Linked DNA regions of Homo sapiens: region 2 is linked to region 1. The links are chromatin loops, found by intact Hi-C in ENCODE. Cell type or tissue: GM12878. All regions are shown on one strand. Each heading gives the region's core, and the rest is flanking DNA. Links, peaks and the distances in the headings are about the cores only.

The links. A loop is a pair of places that touch in the nucleus more often than their neighbours do. Peaks named below come from ENCODE experiments on the same cell type or tissue, not always from the same donor. Only the 100,000 strongest peaks of a DNase experiment are listed, where the experiment ranks them.
Region 2: a loop joins it to region 1, with 5 times the contacts of the local background. A loop is called at or near these places in 1 of 110 quality-filtered maps.

Annotation. Positions count from the first base shown.
Region 1 is chr5:87,229,118-87,234,507 of GRCh38, forward strand. The region is part of intron 2 of LINC01949 (long intergenic non-protein coding RNA 1949); the gene reads right to left. The region is part of intron 2 of LOC101929380 (a long non-coding RNA gene); the gene reads left to right. Among named protein-coding and RNA genes, the nearest start is that of LINC01949, 7.4 kb to the right of the region's middle. RefSeq lists an enhancer at 1,962-2,331. In GM12878, for the core only: no CTCF peak of the experiment used is centred there; a DNase peak (open chromatin) is centred at 2,184; H3K27ac peaks cover 3,371 bases.
Region 2 is chr5:87,338,429-87,343,818 of GRCh38, forward strand. RASA1 (RAS p21 protein activator 1) reads left to right here. Exons shown (of 25, transcript NM_002890.3): 6 at 2,862-2,893. It also overlaps a transcript of CCNH not described here. Among named protein-coding and RNA genes, the nearest start is that of CCNH, 72 kb to the right of the region's middle. In GM12878, for the core only: no CTCF peak of the experiment used is centred there; a DNase peak (open chromatin) is centred at 2,443; H3K27ac peaks cover 790 bases.

The DNA.
Region 1 (5,390 bases), core at 308-5,307:
TTTTTTTTTTTTTTTTTTTTTTTTTTTGAGACAAGGTATCACTTTGCTGCACAGGTTGAAGTACAGTGGTACAGTCATGGCTCACTGTAGCCTTCACAAACCCAGTCATTTGGACTCCTAGGTTCAGGCAATCCTCCTGCCTCAGCCTCCAGAGTAGCTGGGACTATAGGCATGCTTCACCATGCCTGGCTAATTTTTTTTTTTTTAAATAGGGACATGATCATGCTATGTTGACCAGGCAGGTCTGGAACTCCTAGGCTCAAGCAATCTTCCCACTTTAGCCTCCCAAAATGCTGGGATCACAGGCTTGAGTCACTGTGCCCAGCGGATACCTTCTGTTTTCTCAGTTAAGCAGGGAAGGTGTGTGAAGGGTGAAGTGCAGGTTTTCAACTGTCATCTGAGAAAGTCAAAAGCAAATCTGCTAGAAAAACATACAAGAATGGTAGGCAGTATTGAATGGCTAGTTGAAGTTTTTGTGATGAATTTCAAGTGTTATCAGTCACCCTAGTATTTTCTACCAATGTTAAGCTACTGAAGTTCAAACAAGGAAAACAGTAGTTTGCAGATTACAATAGGGCTAAAGAACTGCAGCAATGGAAGACTCAGGTAAATGAATTAGAAGAACAGGAGGTGATGGTCATAAAGTAGGATGCTTCAAATAAAGAATTACCAGGTGGTTTCATTAGTGGTGATAAGTTCCAGTGGTCTTGTGATAGGTGGCAAAGGTGGGATAGAGGAAAACATTGAAAGAGGAGAGGTCAAGGAATAGAGAAGCTAAAGTTCAGAGTGTTTCTTCTACATGGTTCTTGGAATCACTAAGAACAATGACAGGAATGAAGATGTACAGGAAGGCAGTGAGTCAGTAGTTGAAGTATTAAGTGAATGAAGAGAAATGATTAGGAAGGTAGATAGGAATTACCGCCAAGAAGTCATGGGTAGTAAAACCGGATAGGAAAACACAGAGTACTTGATCAGCTAAGATTGGAAGGATATTGTCCTAAAGACAATGTATCATGGCTCTTTATATATATATATTTGTTTATATTTATATATAATATATGATATATATTTATATATAATACATATTTATATATAAATATGTATTTTAAATATATTTATTTATATTATATATATCATATATATTCAGTTACATACATATGTGACTATGAATAACTCTACAATGTGTTTTCATTTTTTAATCATATGCTCTTATCAATCAAGGATTCTGAGCATATAATATTTATAAATCACAAATATGCTACTCTGCAGATAGTTATTACAAAAGAAATTTTATAGGATTAAATATATACATCAAATAAACTAAGCCTAATATTTCAAACATCTTTACTCTCACTAGAAAATTATTAATCATTTTATAATTGAAAATACTTTATTTTTAAAAACCTTGATTTAAACTTTGGAATCAAGTGATTTGAAAGTCCGGTACTAAGTTTAGTTTACATCAGTACATGATTTTAATGATTTTCCTAACTGAAAAAGAAACCTCACAAAAACATTTGTGTGCAAATGAAATGTATCTCTGGCTGTGTTTACCAAATTCTGATACTCATTTTTTAATCCTACTTAGCAACTATACAAAAGTTTTCATAACTTTCATATAATAAATATCAATTTATCCTGATGTCACTAAACTTTTCTATAAACTAATAAAAAGTTATAATATTCTTATGTAATAAATGAATTTAAAACTCACTGAATTCTTTATGTGAAAGATTTAGAATAAATTAGAAAAATCTTGTTAGGCATGCTGATAAGGGGATTTTAAAGAAGCTGTAATAATTTTTAGCTGTATCACTTAAAAATGGAAAATTTTTCAGTTTATATTCAAAATGCCCTTTTCATAGCACAAATTTCTTTCAAAAACAAGATACTTTTTAATAATTGCTAAAATACTATTTTTTTTATCTGTGAGAGATTAAATATAAGGACTGTTTTTGTTGTTTGAGACAGGATCTGGCTCTGTTGCCCAGGCAACAGTTGTGCAGTGATACAATCTTGGCTCACTGAAACCTCTACCTCTTGGGCTCAGGCAATCTTCCCACGGCTCACTGAAACCTCTACCTCTTGGGCTCAGGCAATCTTCCCACGGCTCACTGAAACCTCTACCTCTTGGGCTCAGGCAATCTTCCCACCTCAGTTTCCTAAGCAGCTGGGACTACAGGCGTGCACCACCACACCTGGCTAGTTTTTATATTTTTGGTAGAGATGAGGTTTCGCCACATTACCCAGGCTGATCTCAAACTCCCAAGCTCAAAGGATCCACCCGCCTGAATCTCCCAAAATGCTGGGATTACAGGTGTAAGCCACTGTGCCTGGCCAAGGTTTTTTGTTGTTGTTGTTGTTTGGTTTGTTTGTTTGTTTTTCTTTCTATAAAGCTGCTTGGTAAAATACATACTTAGAACAATTGGGTTTTTTGTGTGTGATGGAAAATGACTCACACATCTTGGCCTCACTAGTCTTTGGGGACTCTGTGTACTTATTCCAACAGCCATTGCAGCAACATACAGGTATGTGTGACTTGTGTGACTTCACAAGGTACAAACTGCTAGCACCTCTCCTCCCATCCTGGGATTCTCTTTTAATGCTAAGGCATAAGATGCCACCACATGATTCCTTGGCATTCACATATGTACAAGTCCAAAATGTGGGAGAATCAAAGCTCCATGGGGTGAAACTTTGTATTAGTTAGGGTTTTCCAGAGAAACAGGACTATTAGGTTGGTGTAAAAGTAATTGCGGTTTTTGCCATTACTTTTAGTGGTAAAACCACAATTACTTTTGCACCAACCTATAATAGGGGTGTGTGTGTGCATGTGTGTACACATAAAGAGAGATGTATTATAAGAAATTAGTAAGAAATTAGCTCATGAGATTATGCTAAGATGTCCTATGTTCTGCCATTTACCTGGAGACCCAGGAAAGCCATTGTGGTATTGTGAAATATATATCTGGTCTTCTTCCCTGTTTCCTGGCATACAGATACTAAAACCCTTAGAATTTCAGAAATGATGGATTATCTTTTGTATGTTAATGAGATAACCAGTAGGTGTGGAACCCTAGATAGCTTCAGGATGGGAGCTGGTTGCCAGAAAGACCAAGACATAATTAGAGGATTGAGACTTTCAGCCCTAACCTATGGAGAAGGGAGAGGGGCTGAAGATTGAGTTGGCCATCAACAATGGCCAATGATATAATCAATCATGCCTATGCAATGAAGCCACCATAAAAACTCAAAAAGGCAGAGTTTGGAACAGCTTCTGGGTAGCTGAACATGTGAAAGTTTCTGGAAAGTAATGTGCCAGTGAGAGCATGAAAGCTCCATGTCCCTTCTTCCATACTTTAATCTATACACTTTTCCATCTGGTTGTTCATCTGTATTTTTTATAATGTCCTTCATAATAAGTGGGTAAATGTAAGTGTCTCCCTGAGTTATGTGAGAACCTCTAGTAAGTTAACAGAAACTGAGAAGGAGAGTCATGGGAACCCTGATTTATGGCTGCTCTGTCGGAAGCACAGGCCACAACCTGGGGCTTGCAGTTGGCATCTGAAGTGGAGGACACTCTTGGGGGACTGAGCACTCAACCTGTGGGGTCTGATGTTATCTCCAGGTACACAGTGTTAGGATTGAATTGAACTACACGACACCCAGCTTGTGTCTGCTGGAGGAGTGCTTGCTTGGTGTGTGGAGAGATAACCTCACACATCTGGCCTCTGAAGTGTTGGATTGAGTATGTTAGTACAGAGTCTGAAAAACATTTGGGTTTGTTTTTCCCATGTATTATAGCCAGAAATGTAGTTCTGGAAAGCTGATGGTGCCAATTTCAGGGTAGGTCTGAAGACCTGAGAACCAGGAGCACTCAGGGAAAAGATTGATGCCTCAGCTCAAGCAGTCACACAGAGAGCAAATTCAACCTTCCTCTACCTTTTTGTTCTATTCAGGCCCTCAACAGACTGCATGATGCCCATCCACACTGGGAAGAACAATCTGCTTTACTTGATCTACTGATTTAAATGCTAATCTCTTCTAGAAATAACTTCACAGGCACCTCTAATAATGTTTTACCATGTATCTGGACATCCGGTATCCCAGTTAGGTTGACACATAAAATTAATAATCACAAGTTTTGGCCAAGAGAAGAAGGCCAGAAGATTATTACTTCCCCATTTCTCCTCCCAAGGGACTCTCCTGGGAAGATGAAGTCACTTATAAAGCCTCTAAGAAGATGGCCACATGAGACTGAGCCATGGCATTTGACACTAGTAGCGGCATTCTGGTTAATGCAGCTTTGTATTGGCTCTCTCTCTCATTTCTTGCCACATTCTTGTTTTGCTTCATCCTGGGCCTAAGGATTGCATTACAGATGAGGATATAACATATAATCCTTCCCCTCAGTCTCTAAACCCAAGTTAATAGAAATACTTTTTCCTGAGGTAAAGAATGAACCCCTTATTGTATAAAATATGCTCATGGTAACACCTCCTCAAATTACAAAGTATTTCAGGTAACATAGGAGATATACAGCAGGTCCTCCTGGTATATGATTCAATGTCATTTTGTTACAATGTTGATGAGAAAAAAAATGTATTCCTGGCTGAGGTCACTATCTGTGTAGAGTCTGCCTGCGTGTTCTCCCCATGTCTGTGTGGGTTTTCTCTGGGTACTCTGGTTCCTTCCCACATCCCAGTGATGTGCACATTAGGTTAATTGGCACATCTAAATTGTCCTGGTCTGAGTGAGCGTGGATGTGAACGTGCTCTGCGATGGGATGGTGTCCTCTCCAGGGCTGGTTCCTGCCTTGAGCACTGAGCTGCCAGGAAAGGCTCCAGCTACCGGCAACCCTGAACTGGAATAAGCAGGTAAATAATTATCTTACTTGTTTTTATTAACTTTAAATGTATGTGTAGCTCACATTTATTTCAATGTTTATTATTAGAAGTGTTTTGGTCTTTATTTAGAAGTTTGGTGGGTTTTGTGACCAGAAATATGCTATAGATACTTAACTTTGGTTTATATTTATCCTATGGTAAAATCGGTTTTGCTGTACACTGTTTTGGTTCAAGTCAGTTTCCAAGAACCTACTGACAATGTTAGTGAGGACGTACTATAATCATCTGATCCATTTAACCAAGTACATTTAATTGCAATATGTGGTAACATAATTTTACATAAATGTGGTGCCAGTGTAAAATCTTCCAGTGTAAATCCTGTGTGGGATTTGTTTCTTAGGCATACCTTACATATTGTATATAAAATGGGACCATCAGACAAAAAAGCCTGATTTTGTCAGTATCAATTAATATATTAAACACAAGTAAAGCTTAATATCTCTGTCTCTCTACCTAGCTATATTTAGAATTGACTTGCATGCC
Region 2 (5,390 bases), core at 171-5,170, 110 kb after region 1:
TCAAGCATTTCTCGTGCCTCAGCCACCCAGCTAGCTGGGATTACAGACATGTGCCACCATGCCCAGCTAATTTTATATATATATATATATATATATATATATATAAAATTTTTTTTTTTTTTAAGTAGAAATGGGGTTTTACCATGTTGGCCAGGCTGGTCTCAAACGCCTGACCTCAAGTGTTCCACCCGCCTTAGCCTCCCAAAGTACTGGGATGACAGGCATGAGCCACAGTGCCCGGCCTATTTGTGCTTATTTTTGTTCTTTTTTTTGCCGTCCTTTTCTTCCTCATAAGTGAAGTTATATCAGTCTGATCATGAAACCTCAACTGGTTACACATGTTTGGTTTTAGATTCTTTATCTTTCAAATATATATATAATTTTCCAGTAAACTTGGAAGAATTCATTTATATTATACATATATTATCACATGGTTCTACATTTTGAATCTCGTCCTTGTTTTTGTTTCCATCATATAATACGTTATCATGGTATCAATTACCAGGTGCATTTTTAATAACAGGTCAGCATTTGAATGGCTTTTATATTTCAGAGACAATACTCAGTATCAAATATATTGTACATTATAACTTTGGAATTCTCCCTTTCCTTTCGGATTTTTCTAGTGAGATGGAGTGGCTTTCTGTTGTCTTTTACAGCCTTCAAAGCTACTGTTTTTAAATTATGCCACAGACCTGATAATATTCTGAAGAGTATTGCTCCTGGAAGACTGCAGTGGAGAATATTGTTTTTTCCTATTAATTCTCTTACCTGCCTATTCTGGCAACCAAATCTTGATCCATAGAAGTAAAACATACTGAGTAGAGGTGGGAAAAGTTGAGGAAATGGTGTGATACAGTCCATACTCATAGTCATATAGTTATTTAGTGAAAGAGCTAGGATTAGGACTCCTAATTCCTAGATTAGTATTCTGTATTCTACAGTAAAAGAGATATTTACTCCATATAGGCAAACAGTATTCGTACTGAAGCATCTTACTATGATAGTTTTCCTATAAAATTTGTTAGTTACAACTTTTAGTTTGGGTTTCCCTCTCCTTGCTGTACCACCATCTTCTCCATCCTGATTACTTCAAGAAATTGCACTATAGTTGAACTTTTCTTGAGCTCTTGGAATTCTGGATCAAATTTAACAAGATAACCTTTAAAGAAAAGTGAAAATTACTCAATGTATACAGAAAAATAATAATAACAACCCAAACCAGAATAAGGAGACATGACCTCACATCAGTACAAGGGATCAAGGAAAAAGTTAGCAACTCAGTATGAGTGAATAATGTGATGTGGTTGCTAAAAATGAATATAGTAACATTATAAATTAATAGTGGAGTAATTCCACGTCATTTATAAACAATTTTCACTCCAATATGTAGAATAACTTTCATGATGGGCTTTATTAGAGGGTAGTGAATTCTTTGTAGATTGAAAAACCATTTGGACATTGTCTAGTCTGTGAAGATGTTTCGGGCATTCAGTTAGTGGTTAGATTTAAGGAATTTCTCCTTCTAAAATTCTAATTACAGTTCCCCAAACACATTTATACTTTCATGTATTAACTCTAGAATGTATGCTCTCTGAGGGGAGGGATTTTTGTCTCTGATTCACTGATGTATTACCATTGCCTAGAATAGTGTCTGGCATTAGTAGGCATTCAGAAAATGTTTGTTGAGTAAATGAATGTTTCTATGTTTATAGTTTTCCCTCTTCCTTGACATTCTTGCCCTGATAGATTGCCTTGTAAAATTTGATTCATCTTTATGAGCTCAGTTCATATGTCATCCCTGTTTCACAGAGGATTTATGCCTTTCTGGAGTCTCTTAGGCAAAATTGTTTCCTTCTGTATTTCCATAGCACCTTGCTAATTCTGCATTCTGTTACACTGTCTAAAATTAATAATTGTGTAAAACTCTTCTACAAGAGATTAACTCCTTTTGGGCAGTGACACAATGATAATGCTATTCATTTTTATAGTTTTTTTTTTTAAGCCTACTCCCTTGGATATAGTAACATTCAGTGAGTGTTTGATTTTAGTTTGATTAGGTATTTAATGAGTGAGGACCAAATTGTGAGAAGTAAATCCACATGTAGTTAGACCATTTTTCTCCATAATAGTGGAATGAGTAACACTATTGTATCTTAAATCAGAGGAATATAGAATAAAATAAAGTTCAAAACATAGTAAAAGGGGGATGTCTTTTATATTGAAAGTAGAAGTTGATGTTCACTTTTTACGGGCTCAGAATGTCTTACTGAAGAGGTAGCATTTGAGATAGTTCCTTCCCAGATTGGTTAGGTATTTATCTAACAAGTAGAAAGCAAAAAGTGGAAAGTACATTCTAAGAACAAAAAGTACAAGCTACAGTGGTGGGAGATTGGCAAATAGGAAGTTATGTGTGACCATGGTATAGGAACCAAAAAACAATTGGTAGTATGAGACAGGAAATGTAGACTTGAGTCCTGTGGTAAACGACTTCAGTTGCAGAATGAGAAATTTGTAGGCAGTAGAGAGGTGTTTTTTTTTTGTTTGGTTTTTCTTAATGTAGGGCACAGCTGCTGTTGAAACTGATGTATCCAGATTAGAGTGGTGGAGTAGGACATAATTATATTAGTTGGGCTGTTGTTTAAGAAAAGTCGATAAGAGGGCCTGAGTTAGGGTAATGGCAACAAGAAAAGATTAAGAGAGGTTTGGAAAGATATTTACTGAACAGAAACATCTTTTTTTATATAAACATAAATAAGGATAGTGTGGGGATATGTTTGCAGATACGATTTTCATGAATTTTAATAAAAATTGATTAATAGTTAATTATATAAAATACTGTCTTAATGTCTTCCCTTTAGGGCCGGGAAGAAGATCCACATGAAGGAAAAATGTGAGTTTGTGTTAATTATTAAAATGAAAAAAAAAATCTATATTGTAAATTTACTAATTGGAAAACTTTGGCCAAAAAAATTGTTTTTTAAGGTTTTGGACTGACTTAACTTTTAAATTTGGCTTAGGGAACTGATTTCTAAATATTTTCTTAAGGATCTAGTGATAAAGTCTTGTTTTTAAATAAAAGGTAGCTGATAACTAAATATAACTCTTTTTATCACCACACTGAAGACTTTGAATAAACACTACATTTATAACATTATGAATGTCACAATTTGGCACATTTTAAAATTATTCATAGTATTTCTTGGTTATTCATAGTATTTCTTGTTTTATAGCCACATCTTTTATCCCCCCAAAATAACGGTTCTTCACAATTTTAATAAGATTCAGCAAGGTCTTTTTTTTTCATAATCTTCAGACTGATTTTATGTATATGTAAGTTTTCTTTTGAAGATCTGAACCATTAATCCCAATTCTCTCTTACTCACATTTTAATAGACTATTCATCTCCTAATATCTTTTCAGTACAACATTTTTTCTTATCTTTCAGCATTTAGGGATGGAACTTGAGGCTTGCCTCAAGTGTTTGCTTTTTCTGTTTTCTAACCATTAGAATATAAAAACATTCAACTGACTACTCCATTTGCAGTCACCTTGTTTAATGCTTCACCCTTCTGTAAGTGGAATATGTAAGATATATTCTGAGTTCATTTTTATTGTTTCTTGTAGCTACAAAATAGATTCCATTAGTGAGACTGTACCCTGCTGTTTGTATTAGTTTGAAGTCTCCTCTCTACCTATATCAGGAGTTTCAAATTCTTTTTTGTTATTTTTTCTTTTTTTTTTTTTTTGAGACAGAGTCTTGCTCTGTTGCCCAGGCTGGAGTGCAATGGCACGATCTCTGCTCACTGCAACCCCTGCCTCCTGGATTCAAACGATTCTCTGCCTTAGTCTCCTGAGTAGCTGGGACCACCGGCGCACAACACCATGCTAGGCTGGTTATTGTACCTTTAGTAGAGATGCGGTTTTGCCATGTTGGCCAGGCTTGTCTTGAACTCCTGACCTCAAGTAATCTACCAGCCTCGGCCTCCCAAAGTGCTGGAATTACAGGCATGAGCCACTGTGCCCAGCTAGGAGTTGCAAATTCTAATTAATGCTTGGAAGAATCAGACAGACAATGTAAGCAAGTGAAGCGGGTCAAGTATATATATTCCCAGTTTTCTTTAGACACAATAATCTTGATCTTTCTTATTTTCCCTCGTTGCTAGAGATCAAGGTACATGGAACTGTGTCCCTACTGTCAAAAAACAACACTGTACGTGTGGTAATAAATGGCAACTAATATTCACTCACGGTGTTAGGGAAAACTGTGGGAAGTAGAAAACTAGAAAGTGTTTGCCTATTGTAAGGTAATCACTTTGTCTAGTTGTCTAGTTGATATGTGTAGGAATGTGAGTCTAGTGTTGTTAGATCCTTCTGATTTTCAAAAAAAGACCATAAATCTAGGTTTTTTTATTTTAGATAATAGCAATGGAATTTTAAATTTAAAAATATAGGTTAAATGCTAGTAAACATTTAAAGCTACATCAGTTTTCTCATAGTATAAAATATAAATCCCACTTTCACTCGGAAGTCTTTTTATCTGATAGCATTGTCATTCTTCCATTTTTCTTAACTTTATGTAATTTCTTAATTGGGGCATAACTTAAATTTGCATTGTTGGTTTATTTTATGTGTATGTTTGTTCCCTTTAATTTCCTAATATAGGGACTGTCGCAGTACTTTAAATTCTTTAAAGTGTCCTCAGTAACATCTACAAGTAACCTTTGAGATTAAATAGATGGTATAACTTTGGTTGAATTTCTTTCCAGCTCCCTATTTACATGATATGGGCACCAAGTCCTGATGACTTTATCTCTTAAAGTATTTCTTAAATGTTTACCGCCTTCTCAAATCTTAAATAACTACATTCTAGTTCAGGACTTTTTAAATCTCCTGCCAGGATTTGATATAACAGTAACCTCCAAGTTGATCTCCCTTGACTCTTTAGCCTCATCAAATCCTTTTTTCCAGTAGCTGGAATAATCTACCTAGATTGAATCACATTATCCTTAACTGCCAGCAGGTATATGAAAAAATGCTCACCATTCATTACTAATCATCAGATAAATGCAAATCAAAACTACAATGAGATTTCATTTCACCCCAGTTATAATGGCTTTTATCCAAAAGATAGGCTATAATGAATGCTAGTGAGGATGTGGAGAAAAGGGAAGCCTTGTACCCTGTTGGTGGGAATGTAAATGAGTGCAGTTACTATAGAGCACAGCATGGAAGTTCTTCAAAAAATTAAAAATAAAGCTACCATATGATCCGGCAATCCCACTGCTGGGTATATATCCAAAAGAAAGGAAATCAGTGTATCAAAGAGACAGCTGCACTCCTATGTTTCAGCACCATTCACAATAGCCGAGATGTTTAATCAACCTAAG